2 separate regions of the Homo sapiens genome follow, and region 2 is linked to region 1. The links are chromatin loops, found by intact Hi-C in ENCODE. Cell type or tissue: PC-3. All regions are shown on one strand. Links, peaks and the distances in the headings refer to the core of each region. The heading gives the core; the rest is flanking DNA.

Region 1 (10,723 bases), core at 2,656-5,155:
TTTCTCGTTAGAATTCATGTGCCACCTTCAAGCCACTTTTTATCATCCCCTAGTGACTGAGTAGGCTCCTCCCTGGACGGTTATTTGCCCTGTTTCCACACCAGACTATCTTTGCCAGGCTGGCTTCACTAAATTTGCTCTCTTGCTATTCCACTTAATTCCTCTTTTATTTTCAGACTGTGATTTTTTTTTTGTACTTAGCTTTTTCCCTTTTGTATTTGTTTTGTTTTGTTTTATTTTTGAGACATGGTTTCACTGTCACCCAGGCTGGAGTGCAGTGGTATGATCACAGCTCACTGCAGCCTTAACTTCCCCAGGCTCAGGTGATGTTCCCTTTTCAGCCTTCCAAGTAGCTGGGATTACAGGTGTGTGCCACCACTCCCTGCTAATATTTGTATTTATTTTTAGAGATGGGGGTCTTACTATGTTGCCCAGGCTGGTCTTGAACTCCTAGGCTCAAGTGATCCTTCCACCTCGGCCTCCCAATGTGCTGGGATTACAGAGGTGAGCCACTGTGCCCAGCCGGCTTTTTTTCTTTAGACTAGTAGTTGGGTTGTTTCTTAGTCCACTGAGGTATGTATTGGGTTGTTGCTGGGGTTTGTGGGGCAGAGGCAAAGTAGAGGTCTGATTCCTTAAAGGAAATCAACATTCTCAAACAGAACAAGGCATTTTAATGGTAAGTGCAAGGATGTGGATTTACATTTCTACTATATACACTATGTGCTGATAAACCAGCATGATCTGCCAGGAAGGACCTGGGAGCAGCAGGATTTAGATGCATTTTAGAGGGTAGTTGGATGGGTCTAAAGGGCTCTGAGTAAGCTTCTAGTTTTGCATTGCTTAATAATGACTCTCCAGGAGTGACTCTTAGGTGCCACATGTGTCCTCAATGTTTGCAGATAGTATGCAGTGTATAAACTCTCCGTGAGGTATTAGGAAAAACACCAGGGCTTCACTGGCTAAGTAGCTTAGCTAAGGTCCCACAGCTGGTAGATGTTTGGACCTTGGTCTGACTCCAAGCCAGGACTCAGAGCCACGTGCCTCTTCCTTCATAAGTTAAATGGTCTAATGTTTTATTAGAACATTGTTTTCATTCAGCAAATATGTATGAGCATCTGCTCTTTGCTAAGCTTTGCCCTAGGTGCCGCATATGCAGAGAAGAAGATGCAGACCTGCCTTTGAGAAACTCGGTCAGAGGATGGCAGATCCTTCCTTTTACTTCATGGTCTATTAGTTTTGTGCTCAAAGTGCTATGGGAACACAGTGCTTTATTTCACTTCAAAAATCCTCTATTGATTTACTAAGTGGTTGGTTTTGTCTGGAAGGGAAGTTGAAGGAGAAAAGTTCCCACAGAGGAGGTGATGTGTTTTGAAGCGGGTCTGAGAGGGAGAAAAAGAGGGAAGGATCCTAGGCTGAGGGAACAGCCTGAAGAAAAGAATAGAGGCATGAAGAGGCATATATCATGGGCGAGAGACAAGAAGCATCGAGAATGTTGAGAGTGAGGAGAGGCTAGAAAAAGTGGAAAGATGTCCTAGACCTATGCATTCAAAGGCCCTGATGCTGTGTGTACTTCCTGCAGGGTTGACAGTTAACAAACAGAACAAAAAGAAAAGTCTTCATGTCTAAGATTCCATCAAAACCCTTTCTATTCAGTTCCTTTCTCAGCAGGCAGGCAGTGACAGATTTCTGCTTTGGTGTGTGCAGATAACTACTTGTTGCTGGAATGTTTTTCAGTCATCAGGCATGTTTGGAAGTTGTGAACAGGTTAGAAGGGCAGGCTGCGCAGCCTCAGTTCCACTCTCCTGAGCTGAGCCTGTGTCCACACTACTCTATATTGCCTTCTTTATGTAAACAAAGAGCTATTTTCACACTTCATTCACAAAACGGATGGCGTGCAGAATGAGGCTGGGTGAAGGATCCGCAATTGGGATAAAAGGGAGGCAGCTTCCAGGACACTGAATTAAAGTAATGAAGCTGTTACATCACAGGCAAAGAAAACAGTTATAACACTTTTAAGATCTCAAGTTTGTGGAAAATTAATTGCTATGAGGTTACACTTCATTGAGTATCTGCATCATTTTTCCACTGACATTCATTCGGGTCCCGTGTATATAAATGCTGGAAAGATTTTGTGGTATTTAAGGATTTGAAATGACTGAATTCTTTTGGTGGATGTACTATCTTGATGCCATGCCATTTTTTGAAGCTCTGCTATTTGCATTCTAGGAAATCCTTGTTCATGAGTGGATACTATTTTAAGCATTTCAATGTTTGCATGATAGAAATATACTTCTGTGCTTAAATATGCCCAGTTGGCCGTTGCACCTGCCCTTTGAGTCACTACAGAGATCAGAAACCATTAACAACAGAAGTTGAATTTACGTGGTACTTATCTCCTGTTGTTTCTGGCAGTTATTTTGCTGCGTATTTATAAGGACATCTGTCTTTTAAGTAGTCATAATTATTTATCTTTTTTTCTGCTGGGGAATAAATCACAGCTTGTTTCCCATAATGCCATATATATTCATAGTCTAGGGTGATTAGAAATGCAAATTGAGAGTCATTAAAGCTTTATAATTTATTTTGCTTTGGTAGCAGATGATATTTAAAATCAGTGTGCTAAGAAGAAACATTTGCTTAAAATATAAGATGTGAACAAATTAGAAGACAGAAGTATTCATTTCTCCTACTGGAAATTTCTTGCTGGGTCTGGGAAAAGGGGGAAACCTGCAGTGTTCGTTTCTAATTTACTGTACTTTAAACCTGAGATCTTATGTCAGGCAGGGTGCAAATTGTAAAGAACATAGGAAAAACACAGTAATGATTAGTGTTTTCAGATTGCTCTATGGAAGCATGCTAAAGACTCTCTCTTACTAGAGTGTGATTTGCCTTTGGATTACCCATTAAAAGGATGGATAAAATTTAGATGAATTTCTTATAGTAGTTGGTGGTTTTGTGAATACACTAAAAACAAGGGAAAAAGTTGGATAATGCTGGTATGAAAAATATAGATCTGTACATCCATAGCCTGAGATGGGGTGTCCTAGAGACAGATCTCTGCTGGAAATGCGTTAATTTTGTAGATAATAAAAGGCATCAGGGGATTCTTTGTTTTCAATAGGCAGTGACATCTCTACAACTATGCATTTTATTATTGACTTTACTTTTATTTCTAAACAAAAGTTCACTATTTCTGGAGCTATAAATGAAAAAGAACACACACATATATAGATATACACACACACACGTGTGTGTGTATATATGTCTGCATCTAAAGTTATAAGAACACTAGTATGCCATGAGGTCTAGTCTCTTGTATTGTAGAGGCAATACATTTTCATGTAGAGCTCCAGAAATAATGTACTTTTGTTTAGAAATAAAAGTAAAGTCAGTAACAAAATGCATAGTTGTAGAGATATTCCAAATTTATAGTTTTATATATATATATATATATATAACAGTTATATATATATCAAATGGCTTCAACTGTATCTTTGCATTGTGTTAGTCACTATGGTCAAAACTGTCTATTTCAAAAGCAGCAATCTGAAAATAGCAGGCAATTTCCCAGGTCACAATCTGGCTAGGCTACTGAGAGATGCTGAGTCGAGATACCTAATTGATAAATACTAACCCTTTAAAAAGTGGTTTTTAATCTGTGTTTTCTTGAGAATATTAGCAGTCTTGAGGTTTTAAGCCATGATAACGAAGAAAAAATTAGTGATTAAGTCATCTCTATTCTTATTTTAAAGAAGTTTTTGCTTCACGGTGAAAAATTTATCTTTAATCTGTACTGATAACTTTGAATAGGCATCGGTTGGGCACCCCATTAAACTAACAGCTTTAAAATGGTTTCCTTTTAGAACTAACATTTACATCCTAGGAAATCAATTAGGGTGTCTGGATTTTACATTTCCCTTGCAATCTTTGTTTGCAGTCATTTCTAAGTGGCCAACCTACCGTAGCAAAAACTCAGAGGTGCAAATCTTCTGGAAGAAGTGTAAATGCCACAAGTTTACTTGGAAAAATGGAAAAATAGGACTTATTTAATGTATCTGCCGAACATTTAAAACTGCATAAAGCACTGGAAATACTTTTGGTATGTAGGAATGTGTGGTGTTTCAAAACTACAAACATTGTTCTGAAAATTTCCCCGGTAGTGGTGAATTATATGAGACCACGTCCATCTAAGGAAGGCTTGTTTAACTAGCCTGTGGTTCTGGGGCTCATTCAAACACTCTTAAACAAAATAAAGGGAATGGATGTAATAACTTCTTTATGGAAAGGCCATAAAAAGCTACAGGGCCATGTAAACAAATTGGGTCATTTACTAGATGTTTAAGTGATAGATTTGCAGTCCAAATTTAGGGGTGTGTATTATGTTTTATAGGATGGTGACCATGTTCTACCTTGAGAATGAGGTTGCAAGCTTATTTTTTGTTTATTTGTTTGTTTTCGTTTAGTGCGTGGAAATCCATTATTGCTATTTTGTATTGCACTTGGAAAGCATACCTAAAATTCTGGGCAATTGCATTTATAAAGCTTTTCAACTTTGAAAAATGGCTAGAAACTCAGGTATGAAGATTGAATTGATCTGATTTCTGGTATCATTAGGTTCTTTTCAAGGAAAATAAGATGATTGAAATAGAAATTTTCCTTCTGGGCTCAGACATGTCTAAACTAATTGTAAAATAATTGTTCTGGCTTACAAGAGTAGACTCATAACTACAACTATGTAAAGTAAAAAATCTAACAACAGTTAGGATTTATAGTTACTGTCACTCTGCCAGTCTTGTAATAAAACTGCTATTATAACCACCCTAGTGTGAGATTCATTTGTCTTACTTGAGAAGTGGGCAATAAGTCCTATCCAAGTTATCTTGCTTTTAGCAGAGCCACTTTATTGCATTAGGATATTAATTTACCTTCTCTGAAATTGGGTATGATGATTGTGCCAAAATGGTTCAGTAAAGGGGAGTTGGGTGGGTGGATGTATAAAAATATGTTGTGCTGCGCATTAATGGTGATGACTAGTGGCAATGGGAGCTAGAAATAAACTTGGAAATTGAAGTAAGCACAGGAAACGAAATAATTTTTATGTTGATACCATAACATTTATTCATTCTGTAACTTCTGTCAAACATGGTTGGCTCATTTGGCCTTAAAGGAAGTGATTGTGTAAGAAATCCTTAGTAAAAATCAATGAGCCTTTCTAAGTTTTGAAAACTGATGGCATCATACCACACTGGCAACTTTTAAGTGTTACTGCTGGAAGTTTGGCAGCAGAAATAACTGCTTCAGCTTCACAGTCTTAAAAAACAACAGACAATGGTGGATATTATAGTTTCTGTGTAATGTGTGACTTGCTAGTTCCTTTTTTTTTTTTTAAATGAGTAACTTGATGGCCTTAAGTCTGTGAATAAACCTAAGACCTGCATTTAAACTGGATTTTCTGTGATCTTGAAAACAACTCACACTTCTATGCCTTAGGTACCTGTCTGAAGCTGAGGCATTGTGGAAAATGCAAAGAGAAATTAGGCTTAGTCTCTGCCTTCAAGTAGTTTATAGCCAAAGGGAGAGAGAAGACATGCAGTTAGGTATATTAGAGAATAAAAAGCGATAGTATCATGTTTGGTGGGAATTCAGAGAAAGGCAAGATTATTTAGTTGAGCCATTAGAAAAGGCTGAGAAAAGTTGTTAGGGGAGATATATATTTTTTGAACAAAGGGGCCAGGAAAGATGAGCATCATTTGCACGTGCAGAATCAAAGGTGGGATAGGATTTTGGCAGCTGGAAACCTGGTGAGTAGATATGCGCAGTAAGGAAGTGTGGGAAATTCATGCAGTCTAAAATGCAGTTTGTTTTGAGGCAGACCTCAGAAGCAGGTTCAGTGGGAAGGTCATTGGAAATGGGAGGCACAAAGGGAGGAACATTGATGTATGACTTGGGCTTGAGTAAATAGAAGAGTGATTCTTCATGCTTTATTGTGAGCTCCTTTATCCACCCGCCCATCCCAGCTATGCAGGCAGCCAAATTATGAATTAAATCTGATTCCTGATGGCACATACAAGACAGAAACAGAATGAAGGTTGCTGAACAGTGAAGAATAAAGTCAGAAGGAAAAGGAAATCTCACAGGAAGAAATCCCCTGAAGAGGAAGCCATGAAGGAAAAAAAGTCAGTGCTATCACAAGGTGGGGAGTGAAGGATGCCAAGGAAGGAGAGAGAGAAAAATCACAGAAATTGGCCCAGATGATAAAATACAGCAGAGACTGAAAAAAATGAAGACCAATGAGTAGCCTATGATTTTTCCAGGTTGACACAAAGAAAAAATCTTCAGTGTAATAAGTGGTGTAGAAGAATGGACATGGAGTAAAGTGAGGAAGTGAGACATCACGTTTTTAAGAGAGAAGGAGATAGTGGTTCCAGGATGGAAGGAAACATGTTTTGTTTCTTTGCTTGTTTTGGAGGTTTGGGGGAGAGCCAGAGGAGAGGAAAAGATTAAATGTGTAGCAAGAGATAAGCCTTCTATTTTTAGAAAGTTCTCCTACCGTTGATATTGGAACACAGGTGAAATAACTGTAGAGCATTAAGCCGCATACCAAATAATCACAATAAGAACTGAGCTTATTTGGTAGGGAAGTAGGTACTAAGTTTTGGAGGAAGTGATCCTTGAGATAATTTTTGACCAAGCGAGGGATTCAGCATTCACAGAACAGCTTCTCGCCATTTTTCTTGAAAATCTGTCTTATTGCCACTTTGATGTCCTGGTACCTATCTTGTGGAAACCTCAGTTCCATTGGAACATCCAATTAACGTGTATATTTAGAGGACTTACTATGTCTCATAATCTGGGCTGCTCTTAGCACTCCAAGTCTGAGAAAGCAACTTAAAACTAATAGATTTTGTCCTGCTTAAATATTATTCCTTCACAATATTTCAAAATATATAATATAGTATGTTAAGTAAGCATGGAATTATTGTCAAGCTAATAAGTACATATTAACATTGCTATTTTTAGGTAAAATAATTATCTTTACATTTTTAAATTTCCTCATTCTCACTGTCATCCCAAACCAGGTGCTGGTTACCTATGACCTAAACTGTGGCAAAGTGTTCTTATTCTTCCTTCTATGACTCAGGCTTTTCCAATGCCGTGTCACCCACAATCGATCATTTGCAGGAGGTTAATGTCAGATAATCTTCTTATAATAGAGTTCTGGTTGTGTCTACTCTAGTCAAGCTTGGATTGGTGCTTCATAAACTGTAATATACATACAAATCACCTTATTAAAATTCAGATTCTATTTTAGTAGGTCTTGAGTGGGACCTAAAAGTTTGCATTTTAACCACCTCACAGGTGATGCTAATGCCATCGGACTGAGGACCAAACTTTGAGTAAGGAAAGTCTACATTGTTGTTCTCCATGGCTACTGTGCTGTCACCCCAGTCTTCTAATACAAAAATTACACAAAACTGACCTCTGCTCACCCCAGAGATCTGTACTTTCCTAACTCCATGTATTGCTCTGCCAACTCTTTCAAACAATAAATTAATTTAATCCAATACACAAAAGTGCGTGTTGTGGTGATTACTGTGTCACATCCTGAAAACAGGTAAACAAAATGTCCTTTGTGTGCTTGATGTTCATAATCAGTGTTGTTTGTATTACACTAGACATATGCTTAGAATGCCCAAGGACTCAGGGATGTTCTACTTTTGGGTCAGGAAGGGCTTCTCATGGGGTTATCACTGAGTAGGGTCTTGAAGGACAAATAATTCACCGGAAAAGGAAGAGAGAGTTCTAAGCAGATGGTGCGGACTTGTGAGAGAGTACAAAGCCTATTCAAAAATGAACTACTTTTGGTGAGAAGTAAGATTGAAAAATTATTCATTAATTTTGAGGGCTGTGTCAGACATACTAAGAGCATGTTTAGATGCAAACTCATGAGATGCTTGGGCACCACTGAAGGACCTTGGCTGATGGGTAATGATTATAGCCTTCTGCGCCAATTCCTAATAATAAGGGTGTGTCTTTTTGTTTATGCTTGTATTCTTACACCTATAACAGATCATTAAATATTCATAAATTAATCAGGTTTGATTTTTGTTTTTTAAATGCATTTTACATTTTTCGTATTATTATTTTATCAGCAAATAGGGTTTTTCCCAGCTTTGAGTATAGCTGACAATTAAAAACTGAATGTTTACCAAATAAAATGGAATGTTTTGATATATGTATACATTGCAAAAGGATTACCACAATCCAGCTAATTAATTTATCCATCACCTCACGTAGTTATCTTTTTTTTTCGTGGTGAAAACATTTAAGACCTACTCTCTAAACAAGTTTCAAATATATAATTGTTTTCTTTCCAAAATAAAGGTACTTCAGGATGATTGTAAAGGACAGAGAAGCTAGAGGCTGGGACAGCATTTTGAAGGCATTTGCAGCCGTTCAGATGCCAGACAGTGGAAAAATAGCCAAGTGAGTTAGTGCCTGGGGTGTGGAATGGAAGGGAACCATCATCTCTCCTTCATGCTGCGTGTTCAAAGCCAACGTGGATTTAAGGCCCTGTCTGACTGGTCCCCTCTCCGCCCCATAAAGCCTTCCCTCTTGCCTTCAGTCTAATATGTCTCTCTTCTCTAAACTCTCAGAATAGTGCAGAATTGACCACTTTCTACCTTGGATTCTAATTATATATGTGTTTTAATCTCCCATAATTTTCAAGTGTCAGAGAATAAAATGTTGAATAATCTCTAGCCTAATGCCCCACTGGATGGCAGATCTTTTAAGTGAAGTGAAAACAGCCCACTTAGACCCAACACAGCTTGTTCTGCTGCAGTCTTGGCATCTGGTGTCATAAATCATCATTGATGGGTTCTAAACGAGTCATATGCCTTATTTCACAGCTGGGGGATGCGCCTAACGTCTGGCTTCATTTTAAGGAACTACAAGGGGCTAACTGGAGAGCCTCAATCTTTTTGCTTAGACTGAGTAAAATGAATGCACAAAGAACATGATTGGCAAAATTATAATGATGACTGCTTAGAATGTTATTTCCTCAATAAGAAAAAAAAATGTATCATTTCCAGGAAACTTATTTTTAAACAGGGAACTTTAGGATAAAGTTTTATTGCAATCAATTTATTATAGAGAAGAGCATGACCATCGCAAGTTCATTTTCAGTAACTTTGACGTATTTTTTGTTTTGAATTATTTCCCCTTTTGCTCTTTCTAGTTAACATAAGATATAACTCATGTGCTTTCTTATTTTTAGTTTGTTTTTCTCTTTTGCTTTGAGGTTTTGAGATTGACAACTGTGATTTATCCCAGAGAAGGCAAAAATCTTGAAAAAGTCAGTCTTTTAAAAAGTCACTCAAAGAATATAGTTTTTTTTCCCTTGGAAATAAAGTTGATTTTCTCAGCTCTGATCCTATGAGATTATGGGCAGAACTAAATAGTCCTTAGTTCTGGCATGTGGACAAAACAGAAGCAGACCCTGGAGAGAGAGTTCAAAATTCATGACAGTAAGCACATGTTCGGTATGCCAATATTTATGGTGTCACAACCAAATTGAAACCATAACCCTCTGCTATTTACGTAAGTATGGTGCCCAGACTGCACAAGGTTATGCCTATGTTTCCCAGTAAATTTAAGGCAATAGAAATGTTCAGTACCCCTAGAGACCAGACTATTTATTTTCATGTTCATTTTGTTTCTCTATATGAGGCAGAGTGAATTGTCTTAATTTATATTCATATTTGAAGTCAGCCAGAATGAGAAGGAATGGCATTTAGTGAGGATAGAGAATGGTTTTGTGCTTTCATATGTAATGTATCCAGGCCATTGTGTCCTGGTATTCTTAGTTTCTGAGCTGGGGTGAGTTGGGGGTATTGATTATTGATAGTGAACATAGACTGCTTCTTAGATGGGTAAAGCTCAATGTTCGTATCTTACGTCTTATGCTCTTAGAGAACCTGGGTTTCACCACTTTGGTCAAAAACAGACACACATACTGTTGGTAAGAAGTCATGTTTTATGTCTTTTTATAGAAACTTTGAAAGTATTATCATTCTAAAGTATTTATCGTCCGGTAAAATTTTAAGAACAATGAAGTTTCAGAACCACTATTGAGAGTACATCTTTTTTTCTCTACTTTTTCAAGACAAAGATATCTAGTAACTTAAATTATAGTAACATCGTCATGCACTTGTACAGCAATATAAATGAGAAAGATAATAGAAAAACCAAATAGCATATCACATTTGCTGAATGTGAATACGTTCTTAATGAACCTTTTTAGAATCTCAGACTCCTTCTGATCCCTTTACCATTAGTTGACTTTAGTCTAGAAAACAACTTGGACAGTAACCAGATTGCTAGGTGTCTTTAGTAAGTTGGCTGTTTGATTTGGCTCTTTGAGAGGTGGTCCTATATCTCTGTCAAGGGAAAGTTTTTCAAAACAATTGGTGACTGGAAAATGAGGAATGTTTTGTGCAAGAAGGGAGGCTTTCTCGTTTACAGGATAAAAGACATTTTGGAAGAGTAACTCCCAAGTAAGCAAATGAAGCTTGACTATGTAAATCCTTTTACTTAAGGGATAGAATCCAAGATATTTAAGAAGTCATTTTATTTCTTGAGTTCAGTTATTTAAACATTGTGCTTAGGCTTTTTGTTGGTACTCCAAACATTTTATTAAGATTTCCCTTGGTGTTTTCAT
Region 2 (10,723 bases), core at 2,896-5,395, 170 kb after region 1:
CTCATACCTGACTTAACAGCAGTTTTTTATAGTAACTCATTTTATATGGAGTCCTTCCAAGGCATTCGTCTAAATTTTCAAAGAAGCAATAACTCATATTTAATTGGGTTACATAATATTTGAATAACTTAGTAATTAAAACAACAGGTGCTAGTGATATAAATACTTTTGGGAACAAATACAAGTGTCTCTTGGTAAGTGTAAGATTTAACTGCTGGAAACAGAAAGGATGCCAGTAAGCAGTAGTGTTCAGTGAGTTGTCAGTGTCAACAGTCAGTATGCTTCACATGCATAGGAGAAGTGGTTAAACCAGGTCAGCGATGGCAATAGCTGCTGTCCTTTGTCCTTTGTTCTGTTTCCATCTTGATACTGCATGATATGTCATTGGAAAATCGTAAATTAAATGCATGCGGTCAATAGAGAGGTGATTGGTAACGTGTCTTGGTATATATATATCCAAGTAGCTAGTAATATGCTTGACAAAATGTTGATATTTAATATATTTTTGTTCTCTTCCATGATTTTTTTCTATAATTAGCTTCACTAGTTTTCAAGCTATTTTTCTATGTAGTTGCAGGCTTCTTTGAGTTTGAAGGAGTGAGTGTTCTACTAGAATGATACCCTTTAATAGAATTCCAGATGAAGGTATATAAATAGATATTTTTATCTTATTAATAAAAAGCAAAAGGTCTTGTAAAAAATATTACTCACCAAAGTAAAGGAAAAGCAGAGTTTCCTTTTCTTCCTGTCTTCCTTCCTCCCTCCCTTCTTTTTTCTTCCTTCTTCTCTTTCATTCTTATTTTTCTTTCTCTTCTTAAATGCTTCCCTATCTTAAGCTACTTCTTGGTTTGTGTTACTTTGAAAGCTAATATTTCAAAATTTTGTCCAGATTTCCCTACTCTAATGCTTCTTTAGGAAAGAGGCAAACTTTTTTGTTTTTAAATTCTTCTGTAAGTTAAAACAACTCCTTAGTTAAAATCACACATTCTATTTTCTAATATATACCATGCTCTTCCAATATAGAGCATGTCCTGATTTAAGGAGAAAGATGGTTGAATGTGTAAGCTGTAAGCAGCTAAGCTGCTTCAGCTTTCCCAGTGTGTCAGCAACGCCAGGGCTATGAAAAGATCAAGCTGAAGAAACACGGTTTAAAGTTATCTCAGGTTTATTTTCCTTACAAGCTGCCATAATCCACACATAGTGCGCAGTCAAAGGTGCTGGAATAGGACAATGTTTTATGATACAAATTATATCATCCATGTTAACAGTAGTACTTACTCTTCTAAGACCTTGGATGCTACTAAGGTATTAGTAGCTCCTCAGTTACTGACCTTAACCAAGATCCTTTACTGAATCTCACTGCAAGGGTGTTGTGTTCTTATAACCTTGAGTGCTTCACATTTGGCTTGAATTCCCATCCTACCATGAATCTACCTATATAAACCTGGGCAGTTTTTTTTTTTAATCCAAAAATGTGAATGACAAAAATTTCTGCCATATATTATCATGAGGATTACTATGAAATGCTTAGCCCAGTGTTTAGCATGTGGTAGTCAACAAGTATGTGTTACCTTTGTTTTAAGGTCAGGTTTATTGACATGTTCTGATTCCAGGCCACTGCCCCCCTGATTGGTATTTAAAAAATTTTTTTGCCCAAGACCCCACTATAAGGACAAATTTTAAAGTGTGATCATGTATACACACACATATAACATTTTAAAGTGTTTTATATATATATATATATATATATATATATGCACATAATTCATATGTATTATAAAATAGTACTTAACCTTACTATATGAAATTGTTTTTTTTTCTCAAGAATGCTGGTCACAATGCACTAAATTGATTTCACAACTCCACTAAACATGTCACAACGTGAGTTTGAAAAGTCTTAGATTATAAAAGATGTATCATTTGTACATGAAAGAGTATGCTCTTTGGTCATTTTACGTCCCTTTCTGGGAAAAGATTGTATAATAACACTAAAATATGTAAAGATTAATTCTTATAGTCCCCAAAATTGATATTAAAAATAGTTTCCATTATAACCTGCTACATCTAAAATGGACTTTAGAAAATCTAGATTTTAAAGTCTTCTATCAACATTTGACTCCTTTTAAGAATTTGTGCTTGATGATAGCTTTTCAGAATTTTACTGTTTAATGAAGATAGGAACTATTTATTGAATGTCTACTTGTATTCTATGATATTAAAATAGACAGCTTGTTGAAGTTATGCCCTGTGGTTGAGTTTGCTTCCCCCTTATTTGAAGAACTCATCAATCTCTAGTACAGGAATTTCAGGTTCAATTAGTAGTTTCTGATTCAACACTCCAGAGTCCATCTGTCCCCTGTAACTGTTTGGTGCCAATGGCAATATGCGGAGGTGAAGGTGAGGGTTTCCTTCATACCCTCTGGAAATCTTTAAGTTTTCAGGGAAACAAAAGAAGAGGCAAGAGTGATGACTTATGGATGGCTGTCTCATTGTAGTGCTTATAAAATGCAGGTGTGTGAAATTTGTTCTCTGCATTATAATTGGAAATGCAGATTAAAGGTTTTGGAAACCACAGTTATTCATTGTTTAGATAGGTCTGTAGACTTCCTGAACTATGCACACTACGTGGAATTGGCCTTTAGTGGTATTTGCTTTGTGTATTAATGGCATTTCTGCCTGAAGATAATGGCATTTCTGCCTGAAGATAGTGTATTTTTGGTAGAAATAACTTGTCATTCAATTGAAACATTTTGCTTGTGAGATGCTGGAGTTTCAAAATATTTATCTGCTCATGTATGCACACCTGTTTCCCTGCTTTTCTGTTTTCTGATCTTGACACGTTTGTTTTTGTTTTTAAAAATGTGCTCTGTGATTTTTTGTGGAATGTGACTTTTACATTCTAACTCAATTCCAAATTGGCTCAAGTGTCCCACCAATACACTACTTGTTTAATTCATATTATGAATAAATTATATTGACAGTTGTCTTTTCCTTCATATATTTGGATTGTACCTCCAGTGGAACCTGTATTTTTTACACTTTTATCCAAATTGTATATTATATAGATATTAGTATTTATTTAATCACTTTCCTAACCACTCACCCACCAGATTCAGTGTGCTACTTTTGAATTTAGAACATTAAGAATTTCAGTTCACTGGTCACATTTGTTTTAAGCAGACAAAGATCCTAGGCGTTTTCCTTGGACCTTGGGATTGACAGAAATTTTTTACAGATGTTAACCATGGTGAAATTGCTTTTTAAATATCCCTGTTGATCTCTTTGAATAATAAACGGGAGGATTTCATTAGATATATCAAAGTTTCCAGGCTTTCCCGAAATATATTTGAAAGTTCATGGCCAAATGGAGATTAGGTTTTCAGGCCAATCCTAGGCAAGGTGTTAACATTGCTGTTACCACACTCATATGTATTACTCAGTGAAGACATGTTTTTAATATGTTTTAAGATTTGTCTTTGTAATGCATCTTTGTAAGGTTACCACAACTAATGTATTTTATTACTCTTAGGGAAATTTCAGTGTGGTACGTGGGATGCTAAATAATTAAAGCTAAATAGTTAACATGTAGGAAACAAAATAAATACATATAATTTTGTTTTAAAATTTAAATATGTAAAATCTATGTTTGCACTGCTTTGTATTTAGCAGATATTCCCCCAGTTAATGTGTGAATCAGTTCTTTGAAATTCAAGCTTTATCTTAAATAATTCTTCTTTATTAGGTCATTTCAGTGCATTCTTTACATTATTTCCTCTTTTTTTTTTTAAACTGTCCTAAAGCTGTTGTTACTATATGCTTGATTAAAAGAAAATTTATTTTTGAGGTTCTCTGAGCTTGGATATTTTAAAGCATGTCAGACTCAACATAATCATTTCTGAGTTTCCACGTTAGTAATAAATACACGATAAGCTGGATATCAACAATAATAATTGTACTCTTTTACAGGAATGATGGCAATTCATCCAAATGTCTTGAGATCAGAGCCTGTCTTAACCTTTGTATTTTCACTTTATAGTGGGGTACCTAGGACATAGTAAGCACTCTTAAAATTTTAAGTGAATGAATGGATGATAGATCCATCTTTCCTTGGTGTTCTGGTGGCAGAGACAAATGTTCCTGTGACAGCAAGCAGCACAAGGTCATTAAGTAGTACTGGCTGGGAAAATGCCAGGCTTTGCATTGTATTGTGGTAAACCAAATTCCTGAAGCCCAAAGCCAGAGAGCCGCAGCCCTAAGCTCCATATGAATGTTGATCCTAGGAAAAATCCCTGGTGGTTTGCCTGAGGAATCATTGGCACCTTCAAGATGTGAAATTGATGCCAATGTAGGATGTAAAATGCAAAAGCCAGGCAGGAAAAAAGATTCAGATCATGTGGAGTAATAAAAAACATCCAAGTTCCTACCCTGTGCCAGAGGAACTTAATTTATTGGCTTGCCCCGTTCTCAGTATGGCATCACAATAGCTGTACCTAATTTGTATTGTGCCTTTCATGTTACAGAATATTTCACATGCACAAACATGTTTAGTGAATAATTAGGATGAAAAAATCTCAATAAATAATTGGTATAAGTTTTGGAGTTCACATCTTGAGGTTAATATTTTTGTTGAGAAAAATTGGGATGGATAGAATTTGCAATAGACATACATTGTTTGCTGATGATCAATTTAGGGGGAAGATTGTCTTGTGTTGTTAATATTTAAACATGTTTATTCTATCCAAATTCATAAAGTTTCAACATTTGGAGAAACCTTTAAATTGTTTTTGCTTATCTTCCATCTGATTCACAATCTCCTTTCCTCCCAAACAAAATGACTTTGTGACCATGGCATAAAATATAAGAATTCATTGTCTCTTAGCTCTTAAGTCCATTCCATTTTTAACTAATATTGTTTTCAGAAAGTTCTTTCCTGTATTAAACAAAAATCTTTCTTCTTTCAACTTCCTCTCACAGGTCCTTATCTTTCCTTTGAAGCTACTTGCAATAATTTTATGACCTTCACCATTGCTAATAATGCATGCTTATTATGTTTTAAGATACAATTATGTGCATTATTTTATTTGAGCTGCAAAACAACCCATTAAATTAGATAGCTTATGTGTTATTATCTGTCTTACAGATACATACACTAAAATACAGAGAAAATAAATAATTGGCCAGTGATCACACTCATAAAATGATAAATGGTGAATCCAGGGCCTGTGCCCAGGTCTTCTGATTTAAAATTCCATGTTCTTGCCATGATACTATGTTTCCTCAAAGTATTCTTTCTTTTTTTTTTTTTTTTTTTTTTGAGATGGAGACTCACTCTGTCATCCAGGCTGGAGTACCGTGGCATGATCTCGGCTCACTGCAAGCTCCGCCTCCCGGGTTCACGCCATTCTCCTGCCTCAGCCTCCTGAGTATCTGGAACTACAGGCACCCGTCACCATGCCTGGCTAACTTTTTTGTATTTTTATTAGAGATGTGGTTTCACCGTGTTAGCCAGGATGGTCTCGATCTCCTGACCTCATGATCCGCCTGCCTCGGCCTCCCGAAGTGCTGGGATTGCAGGTGTGAGCCACTGCACCCGGCCAGTATTCTTTCTAATTTTTAGTGATGTCTCATAAAGTCTTTACTTCTTCAGATTATATATCCTCAGCTTCTTTAGTTTCTCGATTTTGTCAGCCACTTCTCAAGTGACCTGATTTTCAATAAAAGCAGCTAGATGATGAGTGCTAGTTGGTGTGTGTGTGCATGTGTGTGCACACGTGCAGATCTTGAGAAAAGTTCATAGACTTCTGGCTGGTATTTATAAAATATTTTGTAGTTACACCCAGTCTTTGAATGCCCCCGTACACACAGCTTATTTTTTGTTTAGCTGAGTCTATCATCTTAAGTAAAATTTTATGTATTTTCATAAACAAATTTGTACATCATGTGCCTTCTCAGAGGCAAAGAGTTTTCAAGTGAAGAATTATAGGCCTAACTCTTTATTTTCTATGTTACTATTTTGTCAAACCAGAAAAATGTATTTTTTCTAGGCAGCTGTTTAAGAATCATAAGTTTTTCTGTCTGCACTCCGTATTTGATTAGAGGGAAAACCTCACATCTTACCAACTTCATTCATTCTGGCTAGCACAGAAAATAAATGTTTTCAGATTGTAGCAGTGGATTCAATAAAACAAAAGTATTTCCAGTGTTCACTTAGAAACTGCTTTGTCCAGTAGATACAGGATTATACCAGGATCTAAATATCAGAGGAAGAGGTTACCCTTGTGTCAACAATTATATAATTCTATACTCAAAACCCAAGAACAAACTAACCACTTCCTAAATTATGAATAGCAGTAGCACAAGCTGAAACCACAGTTGATCAGTGCATATAAAACCAGTTTTCCTAGTACTTGTATATAATTATTTTCATAATATTTTGCACAAAATAATCAGAAGTCAGAAAATATTTCTGCATCAGTGAATAAGGAAGACATTTAGCAAGATAAATTCTTTTAAAGTAACCATTTCTGAAAAATGGTTTTAAAAACGGCATTGTATTTGTTGCATGAGCATTCATATTAACCAACTTAAATAGTCCTCTTTAAAACTGATTTCTCAGAAACTCTACTGCTTACACTGAATGTTTCAAGTCCCTTGAAGCTAATACTTTGAACCAAATACCCTTTCTTTGAGGCTAATTGGTTAGAAGATGATTAAAATTCGGATTTGAATTTCACCAGTTTTCCACATTGAATAAGAAGCAGCATTGAATTCATTGTGAAGACAGCCAATTGCTCAGTTCAAGTAAGGATTTTTGGCCCTGCTAAGTTTCTGATACTGAAATTTAACTTTTTAATTATTATAAACTTTTATCAACTTGTCTTCAAAAATTTCTAAAATACCGACTCATGAATTTAATCTCTCTTAGCCAAGTTCTTAAAGGGCCTTAGTAACAAAAGTTGCCGTTGATCTTGGTAGCTTTTCGGGGTTCTGGAGATTCTCTGTGGACACCTAGGCATTCTTCCTTCAGCTTTCCTGTGTATTTGTCTTTCTTTGCTCTCAATGTGTTCTGTGTGTGTTTTTTTTTCTCCTATCACTGCAGCATTTGCTTAGTTTGACTTCTTATCGGTGAGACTCCTTGTCCGAGATTATTGGCCAGCACACTTGATTTAAGAACGCTCTGGAAATACTCAGCCACAGAATTATGCCCCCACACCATGAATGTTGTCCATGAATGAAATGCTGTTGTCATTCTCTAGACCTGTTTTAGAGTCATATGTTCTGTAGTGCTACTGTCCAGACATTCGGCATCTTCTTTGTCTATCTTCTCTACTCCTCTCCTAGACTGTTACCTTACATTTTCCCTCTCCTCAAGCCTCTGGCATTATTTCTCCCATCCTCACTCTTAGATGGTAATTTTTTTTCTCTGTCACAAGGAGATTACAAGCAATCAGAAAAGGACTTCTGAACACTTTCCTCACGCTACTTACCTGCATGTCTCACTGGCCCTCAGCAACTGACTTTCCTCCCAGTGACCCTAGGCGAACATTGTTTGTCTTCCTTACTCCATCTCATTCATCTCTTGACCACTCAAGTGTGCCTCCTGCACTCTTCTCTCTCTCTCCTCCTCCTTCTTCTTTTTTCCATTGGCCATTCTATTGGTTCATTACCCTCAGCACATCAATAAGGCTATTACTTCTCCCATCTTTAAAGGAATATGTGCTTCTCCTGATCCCACATCGTCATCCAGCTACCACGCATGTTGTCTCCTCTCTTCTCAGCAACTGCTCACGACAGTTATGTTGCATTCACTGCCCTCTTTTTATTCTCTTCTAAACTCATGCTCATCATATTTTTTGCCTCATCATTTGTCAGAATCGCACTTGGTACTCCATGATGACGTATTGCTAAATTCAGTGGAAAATCCTCAATCCTCCTCTTATCAGACCTATCATCAGTGGTTGACACAACTGATTATTCACTTCTTTTCACTGAACACTTTGACACTGGTATCCAGATCAGCACTCTCTCCCTGTTTTCCACCTATCTCTCTGGCCACTCCTCAGTCCTCTTCACTGGTTCCTCCTTCTCTCTCTCTCAACTGGAATTATGACAATGTTTCTAGATTCAGTCCCCTTTTTAATAGAGATCACTTTATAACCATGGCACCTCTTCCTAATAACATTCATTTGACAATCTTGTCCAGTCTCATGACTTTTAGTAATATCCATAAACCTCTGGATCTCAAATTTATGTATCTAGCCCATGTAACCTAGAATCTTCTCTTGAATACCCACACACCTCTCAATCTTTCCATTTGGATTATTGAAACTACTTCTAAGTGGCCTCCCTGTTGCTACCATTGCCTTCCTGCATTCTATTTTCAGCACAGCAGTGAGTGTGATCCTTTTAAACATAAGGCAGATGATATAACTCATTTCCTTGAAACTCTCCAATAGCTCCCAACTACAGTTGCCAAAGTGAACAAATGAAAACACAGGATTGCCTAGTTTTATATGTGAATTTCAGCTAAACAATGAATGATTTTATAATTTTGGGGCCATACTTATACTAAAAGATTATTTATTGTTTATCTGAAATTCAAATGTAACTGGGCATCCTCTGTTTTATCTGGCAGCTCTACTCCCCAGTCACCCAGAGTAAATTGCTAATCCTCACCGTGACCTACAGTGTCCCCTTGTAGTCCTATTATCTCCAACCTTTGGTCCAGCCACAGCGTCCCCTCCTTGTCATTCCTTGAGTTGAATTTACCTAACATACTTCCAAACAGATTATTTGCCCTGATATTCCATATTCATGGGATAATCTTCCTCACATAGCCCCACGACTTCAAGCGTCAACTCCTTAAGGTTTTGCTTGCACGTCAGCTTCTCACAGAGGCCTTGCCTGTCATTCTTGTCTTCTTCCTGCTTTACTTTTTACTTCTTCCTGCTTTTACTTTTTTCCTGCAATACACTTTACCATCTAACATTGTATGTGCATTATTTATGTTGTGCATGGTCTGTTTTTCTCCAATAGAATATGTATTACATAAAGGCAGAGATATTTACTTCTTTTGTTCACTGCTTGATCCTCAGCACCTAGAAGAGTGTCTGGCTCGTATTAGTTGCTCAGTATGTATTTATTGCAAATGAATATATATTACATAAATGGTGACAAGATAGATAATCAAGAGCCTATTAGTGTGGTTATGAATGATCATATTATGTTGATTAGGGTAATGGTGATTAGTTTCACAGTACCGTATCTGAAATCAGCTGAAGCAATGAAAGTTTTAGGGAAATAAAGATGATTTCAGAGCATTGTACACTTAGGGCAAAGCGATACAGAATAGAGGGGCAGGGTAAAGAACAAGGCAAAGAAAAGAATGTAGGAAGATATTTTTTCAATTGACCTTGAACTTTGTGGGAAGATATTGATCAACTGACCTAGAACTTTATTAAATCTCACTGTGACTTTGCACCTCCTGAGTATTCTAGCCCTGCCCAATGTAGACATTAGATTCTACATGGAAAAAAATGTGCATTATTTTAATAGTCCCGTAAGTTGATCCTAGTTGATAGAATTTTACCTTTTGTAACTGCATGAATGTTACACTTTGAAGAGTCGGTCATCTCTCACCTGTACTGACAATGCTGTTCAGTCACCCCTTTATCTGATGCTGGCTGCTCCCTTTCCAGACTGTTGTGCACCCAGTAGATTCCTTGCATATCAGATTGAGAACTGATGGATCTACTTTTAGAAGTTTATTAAACTTAGGGCCGGGCACAGTGGCTCACATCCGTAATCCCAGCACTTTGGGAGGCTGAGGCTGGCAGATCACCTGAGGTCAGGAGCTCGAGACTAGCCTGGCCAACATGGTGAAACCCCATCTTTAAAAAATACAAAATACAAAGTGCAAAAATTAGCCAGGTGTGGTGGCGGACCCCTGTAATCACAGCTACTTGGCAGCCTGAGGCAGAAGAATCCCTTGAACCCTGGAGGCAGAGGTTGCAGTGAGCCAAGATTGCGCCACTGTACTCCACACACCAGCCTGAATGACAGAGTGAGACTCCGTCTCAAAAAAAAATTCAGAACAGTAAGATCTTAGCCTGGGTGTCCTTAGTCTCTGCCTATGCAGAATGTGAATCATCCTGTTTGCTTTATAGTTTATATCACAGTGGCAATCATATCCCTGAGCTGTTAGGGATCAAAGTTTCTACATTGTTCTCATGTACACTAAAAATTATTGAGAATAAAATGGACCACTGTACATACATAAAGTGTAATCATTTATTTAACAGCCTTCCAATTATGAACATTTGTTTTAAATTTTATTTTTAATTTTCTCTATTAATAATGCTACAATGACTATCCTTGGATTATACTTCTGATTATTTCCTTAAGATAAAAATTCTGAATATGGAATTACAGGATCTGAAAAAATGGACACTTTTAAGACTGCTTGTGGAAAATATTGTTGAATTGTCTTACAGAAATACTTTGACATTTTAGTCTTCTTTACAGTTCATGAGAAAAATATTTTTGCCCCGTCTTGATCTACAATTGACATTAACTCTCCTCTGTCTTCTGATTTCTTTTATTCATTGGCCTTCTTTTCTAATTGCAAATATACACGTATTTCTGTACTTATTATATTAAGCTTTTTTCTAATCTTTCTTCTCATAAATCTATGATTCTTTCTTATTTTTTTCTCCCTGCCAAA

What was found. A loop is a pair of places that touch in the nucleus more often than their neighbours do. Peaks named below come from ENCODE experiments on the same cell type or tissue, not always from the same donor. Only the 100,000 strongest peaks of a DNase experiment are listed, where the experiment ranks them.
Region 2: it touches region 1 in a loop (3-fold over the local background); 4 of 110 quality-filtered maps call a loop at or near these places.

Annotation. Positions count from the first base shown.
Region 1 is chr4:156,952,987-156,963,709 of GRCh38, reverse strand. All of the region lies in intron 1 of PDGFC (platelet derived growth factor C), which reads left to right. Among named protein-coding and RNA genes, the nearest start is that of PDGFC, 13 kb to the left of the region's middle. In PC-3, for the core only: no CTCF peak of the experiment used is centred there; a DNase peak (open chromatin) is centred at 4,199; H3K4me3 peaks cover 1,153 bases; H3K27ac peaks cover 1,634 bases.
Region 2 is chr4:156,784,568-156,795,290 of GRCh38, reverse strand. All of the region lies in intron 3 of PDGFC (platelet derived growth factor C), which reads left to right. Among named protein-coding and RNA genes, the nearest start is that of LINC02272, 150 kb to the right of the region's middle. RefSeq lists an enhancer at 230-399. In PC-3, for the core only: no CTCF peak of the experiment used is centred there; a DNase peak (open chromatin) is centred at 4,220; H3K27ac peaks cover 249 bases.